2 separate regions of the Mus musculus genome follow, and region 2 is linked to region 1. A link is a loop called in an ENCODE intact Hi-C map of the cell type or tissue named here. Cell type or tissue: left cerebral cortex. All regions are shown on one strand. Links, peaks and the distances in the headings refer to the core of each region. The heading gives the core; the rest is flanking DNA.

Region 1 (5,381 bases), core at 120-5,119:
TCCAACATGAGTATTGGGATTTAAATGCCGGTGCTTATGGGCCCTTAGAGCAGTGGTTCTCAATCTGTGGGTCAGGAACCCTTGGGGGGGGGCTTATAATTATGAAGTAGTAATGGAAATAATTTTACGGTTGGTGGTCACCACAATATGAGGAACCACATTAAAGGGTCGCAGCGTTAGGAAGGTCAAAAAACACTGACCTTCCTATATAGATCATATAATCACCAAGCCATCTATCTCTACAGCCCCTGAGTCATACTCTCTTGATCTCCTTGTGGAAGTTATGAACTGAAGATAGATTGTGTCATGCAGGTGTCTCTCTGTAGAGATGCAAAATATATGTAGCCGTGTGTGTGTGTGTGTGTGTGTGTGTGTGTGTGTGTGTGTGCATGTGTGTGTTTGTATACATATAAGTATACATATACATATACATATACATATACATATACATATACATATACACTCTATAAAAAGTGCCTGGGCCAGGGTAAATGTGTAGCCGCCAGCAGCCATAGAGAACTGGGTTCCTGAAAGGAAAGCTGGGGATGGAAGGGACGGATTGGACACAAGACAAAGTTTCTGATCAAGGCCCAGTGTTTAATTCTTAAGTCTGAATTTAAACGGGGGAAACCCATCCCTGCCAGGATCTCATTGCTTTGCCAGGATTTCATCAGGAAAACAAGCTCAGCTGCTCGGCAGGTAGTGGCTTCTTGCAGGAAGCTGTAGAGGTGGCAGAAAAAATAGACTTCACCTAAGTGGGAAGACTCCACCCTAGGTGGGCTAGACGACTGTGGCAAAACAAGGTCTGATTTAGCCCACTCAAGGCTGGGGAAAGGGCACAGTCTTAACACATGTTACTATTATCTTTCTTTCTGCTTCCTATGTGTGGACGAAACGTAACCAGTCAGCCTCTGCTTCTGCTGCCACACTGACCCCTCCATGATGAACTGCATCTCTCTGGAACCATAAACTAAAATGCAAATTGCAAGCTTCCAACTGCGGTCGGAACTGTGAGAGGAAACAAAAGCCAAGAAGCAAGGCAGGAATTTACTTTCCTTTTTGACCAATGGGAGGGATTCTTGAGTCCTCGCCCCTATGGGAGGAGCTACTGACAGTTGATGGTGGCTGATGGGAGGAGCGCAGGTCCCTTTGGGGACTTGGCTGCTGTTATATTGCCTATGTACCATGAATGCACACACATTCATGCACACGGGAGCACTAACAGGACTCAGGGTTATGAATAACAACTTTAAAAAAAAAGACATTTTAAAATTCGGAGGGAACTGGGGTAAAGGCTCCATGGGGAGTGGGGGAGTGGGGGATGGATATGATCAATACACATTATGTAATTGTATGAACTTTTCAAAGAATAAAAATATCATTTTAAGAAAGAAATGGATGGGATGTGGTGCTGCATACATTTAATCCCTGTACTTGGGGTGTAGAGGCAGGTGGATCTCTGTGGTTTAAGGCCAGCCTGGTCTATATAACAAGTTTCAGGATTTCCAGTACTACATAGAGAGATCCTATCTCAAAAACAAAACAAAACAAAATAAAACAAAACAAAAAAACAAACAAACAAAAAAACCCAAAAATTGGCATGTGTCTGGACCTGGAGTTTGGGTTATAGTTTTTCATTGGAAAGTGCTTTCTCGATGTCATTTTCTGTCTCTGTCTTACGGAATATTGGACTACATACAACAGTATAATACACATTTTACAAAGACAAAGTGCCTATAATAGCCAATCCATTGGCATTTATTCTATAAACGTCTATACTTTGTCTTATGATTCCTTTTCTTGTATCTTAGGCGATGCTCTTGGGATGTTTAAAAATAGATAAGATTGTAAACAAAGCAATGAGAAAGGTAGCCTTTGCCATACAGAATTGTAAATTTTGATGTGGTAAAGGCATATGGATAGGTGTGTGTGTACATTCAAACAAGTGTATGTGTGCATGAATGTGTGTGGTGTATGCATGCATGGGTGTGTATTTATTTTATGCATGCATCTATAAATGTGTTTGCCAGGGCTGTCCTTGCACAGGCCCAGGTTTGGTTCTGTCTACCTACAATGGGCACTCACTACCACTTGAAAGTCCAGTTCCAAGGGATCCAGTACCCCCTTGTGGCCTCCACAAGCACTGCATGCATGTGGTGCACAAGCATACACATAGAAAAACACTCATACTCATAAAAGGAAAATTTTAAATCTTTTTAAAACATGTATGTGAAGGCATGTGTGCTGGTTTTAATAAAAATGCCCCCCCACACACACACCATAGGCTCATTTATTTGAATACTTGATGACCAGGGAGTGGCGCTATTTGAAAGGATTAGAAGGATTAGGTGATATAGTCTTGACCTGTGTCCCTGGGGTTTCAAAGGTCCATGCCAAGCCCAGAGTCTCTCTCTCTGCCTGCAGATCAGAATGTAGCTCTTGCCTGCCATACCTGCCACCATACTCTCCACCATAATAATAATGGACTAAACCTCTGAAACTAGAAGCAAGCCCTAAATTAAATGCTTTGGGTTTTTTTGATGTGGTTTCACTGTGGTCATGGTGTCTCTTCACAGCAATAGAACACCAAGACAGCATGTGGTATATATGAACATGTGAGCACTCATGCGTGTTCTGGCTATAACCCGTAATAGGAAAGAACATTTAACGACTGCACAACCCATATATATCTAGTCTCCAGACAGTTTATTTATTTAAGGTGTTTTGTCTTGATCACAAGCGCTATCACAGGAATACATTTGATGAGCATGGCTTCCTGGTGTATGGGGCAAGAGCCATTAATATCAAATGCAAATGTAAAATTTAAATGGCTTCATTTGTTGAGGGATGAGCCCTTCACTTAAACCAATATACAAACTGCTCTGGGACTAGAAGTATAAATAGGAACACAGTCTGTGGACGTAAATAAATAAGAATGAAGGAGTGCTCTGAATATTAATGGGGACACTTTCAGCACTAGCTAAGGGTCCTCAGGCAAGTTCTTTCCCTCTGAGCATTTGAATGGGGAGAGACACCCCCCCCCCAGTTCCAATCCTGAAAGCTCACTATGGGGATTAGGCAGATAGTGCATGGGGAAAGTGAGGCTGTATGGGATGACAGTTTCTTCCTGATCACTCTAGAGCAGTGTTTCTCAACCTCACAGCATGACCCCCTTGGAGGTGTCAAACGATCTCTTCACAAGGGTCACCAAAGGCCATCGGAAGTGTCAGATATTTACATTAGGATTCATAGCAGTAGCAAAATTAGTGTCTGGCTCCCAGGTGAAGGGTGACTTGGCTTGAGGGGACATGAACGAAAGGCTCCACATGGTGGTAGGATGCTTGAGGGGAGGGCGGAAACAACTCGTTTGGTCCTTGGAGGGACACCCAGGCTGTGGATGTGGAAGAAAGGCATAAATAGTCAGAGCACAAAGAAGCATCTTCCTGGGATCCTTTGAGGGAGAAAGAAGGATGTTCTTTACGGTTGTTTACCCCTAAGGAAGGGATGTTATCAGAGTCTTATTTATAACTGGAGGGCAGGTAGGCTATGGTGCATCTTGGCCTGCTGATCCCTGCTTCACTTGTGAGGAATAAAGCAGAATTAATTAACTAACTAATTAATTAAGTAATTCGGATTTCGTGGGTGGGAATTCCAGCCACCCAGAAGCTAGTAGACCCATTCTCTCTCCTCTGAGTGTCACCTGAAGCCATCCATGTTCTTACTGGGAATATAAGGCCTCCGAGGGCTAAGGTCCTCCAGTCCCAGGTTCAAGGCTGCATCTTCTAAAGCCACTAGTAAAAGGAAACGGGGTGGGGGGAGAGAAAAAGAAGAAAGAAAGAAGGAAAGGAAGAAAAGAGAGAGAAAAGAAAAGAGAAAAGAGGAGAGGAGAGGAGAGGAGAGGAGAGGAGAGGAGAGGAGAGGAGAGAAGAGAAGAGAAGAGAAGAGAAGAGAAGAGAAGAGAAGAGAAAAGAAAAGAAAAGAAAAGAAAAGAAAAGAAAAGAAAAGAAAAGAAAAGAAAAGAAAAAGAAAAAGGAAAGAAAAGAAACAGGCTTCAAGAAACACAGGGTGGCATTGTTAAGGACCTCCCGGCCTGGGGTCGCTCACCCAAGCCTTCACAGACAAAACTGCAAATTCTGCGTTTGAAAACGAGCCAACACTCAGCTCAGGAAAAGGAAAAAGCATTTGTTGACAGAGATGATTGTTAGACACATTAATTTGGAAAATATTTGGGAGTAGGGATTTCCTTTAGTACCCCCTAAGAGGTAACAGGGAGACAGGGCTGAGCTGTCTTCCCCACGTTCTGGGATGCTTTCGTCATTAATTAGATTGTGGCTACATGACAAGGAATGTGGCGAAGCCACCCTGCCCCCTCTCCCTCTGTTCAGTCCTCTCTCCCTTTGGAAAAAAACATATGGCCCAACTTTATTATGCATTAAACATTTCCCCCATCCATTAACTCAGCTTGTAAAATGTTTCCAAGGATCTGCAATGAGAGGAATACACATATTTCTCAACAGTCCCGACCCTTGGATTTTAGCCGAGGGAACCCCGATTTCCTTGCTGATCTCCATGCCGTGCCTGGTGTTTTTCCCAGAGAGCATCTAAGAGCTGGAACTGCCAGCTACAAAGAGTAAAAGGAAATGAAAGGTGTTCAGCACATTCACGGGGGAAGTACTGGCACGGAAGCCGGAAGCTCAGCTTTCCTCCAGGAGAGGAAGGGCGTTGGTGCCCTCAATACGGTAGGGGAGAGTAGTGAATTTAGCCGACAAGTGGAAGTGGCTGCTCAGCGTGATGCGCCCCGTTCCCTTCTGAGATGTAAGAGTGGATGCACACCGCTTGTTTTTGGAGGCATGGCTCTGAGCATAGATGCTACCAGGTCCCTAGACTGCTGCCTCATCCTAGAAACATGTCCTGATCCCTCTGGGGAGGCATGGAAGTTCGCGGGAGACTAAAGAGAAACGCACCACGCTGACAGATAGCGCCCACCGATTGGGTCCTCAATCTCTTCGTCCATCAATTCAGACCTTGGATGGCACCAAAGATCAGGTTTCAGTTTTGCAAGCCACATTCATGCCAAGATGGTGTGTACCTTAAGGAGCTCAGGGTTCTTCTTGCTTGGGCCTGCTGTGCTTGCACATATAATAAAATTGTTTGGGCCTGTTAACCTGATATGGTCTCATATAACCTAAGAAACAACCACCCGGCATATAGCTGTAAGAAGGTTCTAGATCGGAAAGACTCACCTTATGCGTAGCACCAACCCAAGGACTGGGACCCTAGACTGAATTCAAAGGAACAAGTGTGTGCCAAGATTCACCTCTCGCTGCTACCTGCTTGTGGATGTGACCAGCTGCCTCAGGCTCCTGCCAAGGTGACTTCCC
Region 2 (5,381 bases), core at 304-5,303, 130 kb before region 1:
GAAAGTGGATTCCCCGTGGACAGCCAGTGGAGGCCATGAACAGAATGTCACATTTGTGTCATTTATTGCTCACAGTCAGCAGAGGGAAGTTTGGGACAATCCCATCCACAGGCCCCTTGGGCTTGGCTGAAAAGTTCTGGCGCTCTCTCTCATAACACATCACACTTGGGCGAAGCAGATCTCACGTGTGAGCTCTTCACTGGTTTCAATTCTAAGTAAAAAGGTGGGATCCATCTGTCTTGGCAGACGTGCCTGGAGACACCTTGGTCTATTTGCTCCTGGATAAGTAACTAAGAGTCTGCCGAAGCTACGTCCAATGTCAAGGTGACCTACAAGACATGATGCCCAGAGCCCCAACGAAACCAAGTATAGAGTCAGTCTTCAAGCTCCACATAAAAACCTTGCCTTGGTGCCCATGGTTCTCTGCCAGCCTTGATAGCATCCTCATGCTCCTCCTTTCTTCCCAGGAAGCCCAGATCACACACACACCCACTTACCGTGCTTTCAGTTGTGATAGAATTTTCTGAACACTCTCCAGACTTCCTAAAGAGGTTTGGGTCCCAAACTCATGTCTGTTTGTCCTGACTCTTAACTAGTTACTCTCAATGGAGCCCCATTGCTGAGGATTATTTAAAGGGAGACCAGATGTGTATAAAGGAAAGCAAAGATTCAGAAGGGGGAAGTGAGAAGATGTGCTGATGGTTGGTGCTGATGCTGCTGATGGTGATGCTGATATCTGTGATGACGGTGGTCATGGTGATGGAGATGATGGTGGGGTTAGTGATGCTGAGGGCCATGTTGACGGTGATAATGATGGTGGTGGTGATGGCCAAGATAGTGAATAGTAAAGACCGATAATGGTGATGACTCTCACAGTGGTTTCAATAATGATCATGGCAGTGCTGGTGATGATGACGGTGACAGTGATGGCAAAGGTTATGGTGATAGACAACTATGATAATGATGTCAGGAGTGCTGACAGTGATGCCGCAGATGGTTGTGATGATGCTGATGATTGTGATGACAATCGTGATCATGGTGATGCTGATGGCATTGATGCTGCTGACCGTACTGATGGGGGTTACAGAAATGACTACGATGATACCGGTGGCGGCAGTGATGGGCTAGCAATGATGGTAGATCTCATGCCCTGTGCAGGGTGCAGAGGTCTGCATGTGTTTGATGGTTTACACTCATTACAATTTCAACTTCCCTCATAAGGAGAGAGCCAGAACAAAGAACCCAGTGAGATCTCTGAGCTCTAAAGACCACACTCCTGATGCCTTTAAAACATCCCCTCCACAGGCAAAGAGAGAAAGTCAAAACCAAAGAGGAACAAGAGAAACAGCATAAAGATGCTCCAAAGATGACTAGCTCCATAGACAAGAAGTCAGACCACAGTCTGAATAGTCACTCATGTAGTAACCAGAGGGAGTAAATGTCAAACATTCATTACTAAAGGCCAAATGAATGTCTCTTAATCTACTCAGTGGGAAGCTGAGGAAGGCCTGGGTGCTAAGGATAAATTTCTTAAAAGGGACTCTGAATGCTGTAAGGTCTGAGGGCAGACCTCATTTCTCTGATTTTTCTTCTCACTGAGTAAAGAGAGTCTATCTCCTGCCCCTGGACCTGGACCATTTGTGCCTTCTTCTCCCACAGACCGTAATGGATGGATACCAGCCTGAAGGGTTCTAAGATGGGGTACAGAAGGCCCCTGTAGAAGACCTCCCTCCTCATTCTACCAAGCCCTCACTGTTGGAATCCTATGACAGGGATGTCATACCTGAGGGTGCCTGATGGTTGGAACGCAGCCACGCCACTCATATTTCAGAGCAAGAGCATTTGCCAGTACAGCTCGCCTACATGTTGCTACATTCTTAGTGAAATAGTCCAAGAGACATGGTGGCTGCTCATCTGAAAGTAGATTTCTGGGTGATTTATTCTCACTATCAAAGTTAGGTTCAGATGCAAATGCAGAGATCCTACTACCATAAGCAATCTTAGGACAGCAAGACTCTGGGAGGTAGGTTTCTCTAATGTCACCAACATCCTATAGACAGGACTGTCTATAGGACACTAGACCACTCCTCTCATGAACGTACAAGTGGCTTTGTCCTTGTGGCACTACACATCCATGCTCAGGACAGTGAAGACCCAAGGTCAACAGAGTAGCAAGAGCAGCCCCTGTCCCTTGTAAAAGGGCCACTGATGGTGAAGCCCACCACTCAATCTGCTTGCTCCTATCTTATGGATTAGGACCGGGTCGCATGACCAGCTCTGCTTTAGAGAAGTTTGAGAAAATGAATACTTCAGGTTCTAAACTAAACAGATTGCTCTGAGAGGGCAGAGGGGCGGACTGGATCGTGATCGGCTCTTTGGCACCAGCTATCCCGTCTAAGGCTTACTAGGTCCTCAGTCAGCAGTAGCTGCCTTTTGACACGTGACTGGCTGAGCAAGAAAGATCCAAGATTAGGAGATTTAGGAAAATGTGGAGTCAGGAGTCAGGGGTTAAGGGCCAGGGGCCAGAGGTCAGGTGCCAGGGGTCAAGAGCTGGGGCTGAGGGGTGCGTTGGGGAGAAAGATAGAGAAGAAAGCAATACTTTTATGTTCTCAGTCCTAAGAGACTAAACATAAAGGAATTCTTAAGACTTAGGGGCTGGCAGCAACCTTAGGTCAGACTGGTTGCAACAAACCTTGAGGGAAAAAAAAAATCATTTTGCCTCAAACATCCATTTAAAGAAATGAGACAAAAAAAAAAAAGGCTCTTGGAGCCTAGGCTCACATTTTGCTGGGACGTGTGTGTGTGTGTGTGTGTGTGTGTGTGTGTGTGTGTGTGTGTGTGTTCCTTCTCAGAGATCCTTCTAAGTCAAGCTGCTGCCTCAGAACAGAGACTTCACAAGCTAATTAATTTCACTCTGGAAAACCGCCCCGCCAGACAGCCTAACGTTGTCTTTCCTTTCACAGCATTGCTTCTAAGAATGGCTCCCTGGTTAAGCATGAGAATCCGGTACCCTCCTCCATGCTTCTCCCGGTTGATGCGTCTTAAGTGCCCTCCTCCTCACTGGCCAAGCAGTTTAATACTTTCAGGATTACCAACTATCCCCGGGGCCATTAAACCTTCCTCGCTGGTGGGTGGGGGCTGGAACTGGGCTGGGAAGCTACGAGAAGTCATTAAAAGTAATTTGGTTCCAGGTTATAATTAGGATCCATCTGCATGGCGCTCTTCCCAGCCACCGAGACGGCAGAGGCTGCCCTCCACCTGTACTTGTGGACAGGGCCCCAGGGGATGCAGGGGAAACCTAGCACGGGAAGATTGGGGGAGCTGGGAGGAATGGTGGAAGAAGCTGAGAAGAGAGCTGGAATCCGGGGTGTGTGGTTTGCAATCCTCTCGCTCATGAGAAAAAAGTGGGCCGGAAGGAGAAGAGAGAGGGCATGCATTCAGTTGGAGTTTCTCTCTGTGGATCACGGTGGCTCCTCATCGCTCAGGTACACAGCCATGTTTCCTGGAGCGTGCGTGCCTTTGCTCCCACAGGGAGCACAGATGCAGCAAGAGATGCAAGGACCAGCAAGTTGTCTAAAGACCTGCAGGTACTGCCAACCTCCCCTGCTGGGAGTCACCATGGAGCAACAAAGCTGTGAACTGACAAGAGCTCAGATTGTTGGAAGAAAGCAGAGCCAACTGCACCGTGCCCACACGGATAGGGGAAGTTCCACAAGGACCCGCCTCCCAGTGAAGAGCTATGAACAACCAATGGCTGCTGAGAGGAAGAATCAGTCGTCAGGGACAAGCCCCCTGATAGGCTATCCGATTACACGTGGTCAGCCCTAAACTTATGAACTATGGGGAAAACTGGTCTCTGTGACTGGTGTGTGTGTGTGTGTGTGTGTGTGTGCGCGCGCGCGCGTGTGTGTATCACATATATGTGTGTATATGTGTGTATATATATGTATTATATGTACATACATATATGGCAGTGTGTGTATGTATGTATAATGTAACAATAATAATTATAAAAGATTGGGTTATGAAATTGGGAGAGAAGGAGGGGTACATAGGAGGATTTGAAAGTGGGAGAGAGAGGGGCAGAAATTCTATGCAGTATTCATGCATGCAATTCTCAAAAAGCTATAAAAAAATACATTTAAAACATTGGCTTGATCTCCCTTGGCTTTTTGACTTTGGCAGTTTTAACATTCAGACCTAGTGTAAGTTAAGCAGACCCAGGAGGACCTGCGAGGCCTGTGGCCAGCATAGTATCCTCCCCGACTTGCTACACACCTCTATTTGATACCATGGGGTATTGCTTCCCTTCAGAGCAGACAGATCTGGGATTTGGTTGTTCTTGCTTTGGTAAGTTACATCCTGAGTTAATCTTGCATCTCTTTCCCATTGGCTTTGTTTCCATATAAAATTATTTCACATTGGTGTAGCATTTGTGGTTTAAAAAAAAAAAATGCTTCATGGGCCTGCAGACTGGCTCAGTGGATAAGAGTACTTGCTGTTCTTACAGACCTTGGTTCTCAGCACATACAGGACCCTCTCTCCAGCTCCAGGGAAGCTAATGGCTTCTTCTAGTCTGTGCCAGCACCTGCACCTGCTGCATATACACACTGTGCACACACACAGATGTAGAATAATATACACAAAACTAACATGGCTCACGGGAGTATGAGGTTCTTCTTTTGTTTGGATGCTTTCTATTCAGCCACAATCTCTGCCTGTCTGTCTTTTGCACACACATAAACATACACACATATGCACATACACAGAAACATAGAAACACACACACACATTTTCTCTGTCTATGTTTCTTTCTCTCTGATGTTTATGTTTCTATCTCTCTGTATCTCTATGCCTCTAGCTCCCTCTCTTTGTCTGTGCCTCTGTCTCTCTCTGTGTCTCTATCTCTTTGCATACACATTCTCTCTATCCCTGTCTTGTTTTTTTTCTATCTCTCGGTGTGTGTGTCTCTCTCTCTGTCTCCCTGACCCTCTATGTCTCTCTCTCTTGCTCTCCAGAAGACCAAGAGGAGGACATTTGAACAGGACTCACATAGAGATGGCCAGTATTCACCAGTCAGCTCTCCATTGTCCTGACATACCATCAAGATGAGTCACCACAAATGCCCCTAGCATCCTGCACTATGGGTGAACATTTTTTGCTAGCATCTCTAGCAACATCTTTGTCTCATTTAATCAAATAGCTCATGCGCTCATGCGCTCCGGTGAGCTGGCAAAGCTGGAGGTGGACAAAGAACCAGGCTCTCAGGGTCACTGTGGCGGGGGGAGGAGAAAGGCTTCATCTGCTGCCACGGAAGTCATCTACTTAAGCCTGGTCTTCCAGTCTCCCTGGTGAATGCCTCTTAACTTCAGAAGCCATGG

Evidence for each region. A loop is a pair of places that touch in the nucleus more often than their neighbours do. Peaks named below come from ENCODE experiments on the same cell type or tissue, not always from the same donor. Only the 100,000 strongest peaks of a DNase experiment are listed, where the experiment ranks them.
Region 2: a loop joins it to region 1, with 3 times the contacts of the local background. A loop is called at or near these places in 20 of 42 quality-filtered maps.

Annotation. Positions count from the first base shown.
Region 1 is chr5:128,663,114-128,668,494 of GRCm38, forward strand. No RefSeq gene overlaps it. Among named protein-coding and RNA genes, the nearest start is that of Gm33931, 9.0 kb to the left of the region's middle. In left cerebral cortex, for the core only: a CTCF peak has its summit at 2,140 (motif pointing left); DNase peaks (open chromatin) are centred at 2,116 and 4,569.
Region 2 is chr5:128,533,670-128,539,050 of GRCm38, forward strand. No RefSeq gene overlaps it. Among named protein-coding and RNA genes, the nearest start is that of Gm38612, 34 kb to the right of the region's middle. In left cerebral cortex, for the core only: no CTCF peak of the experiment used is centred there; DNase peaks (open chromatin) are centred at 2,915 and 3,531.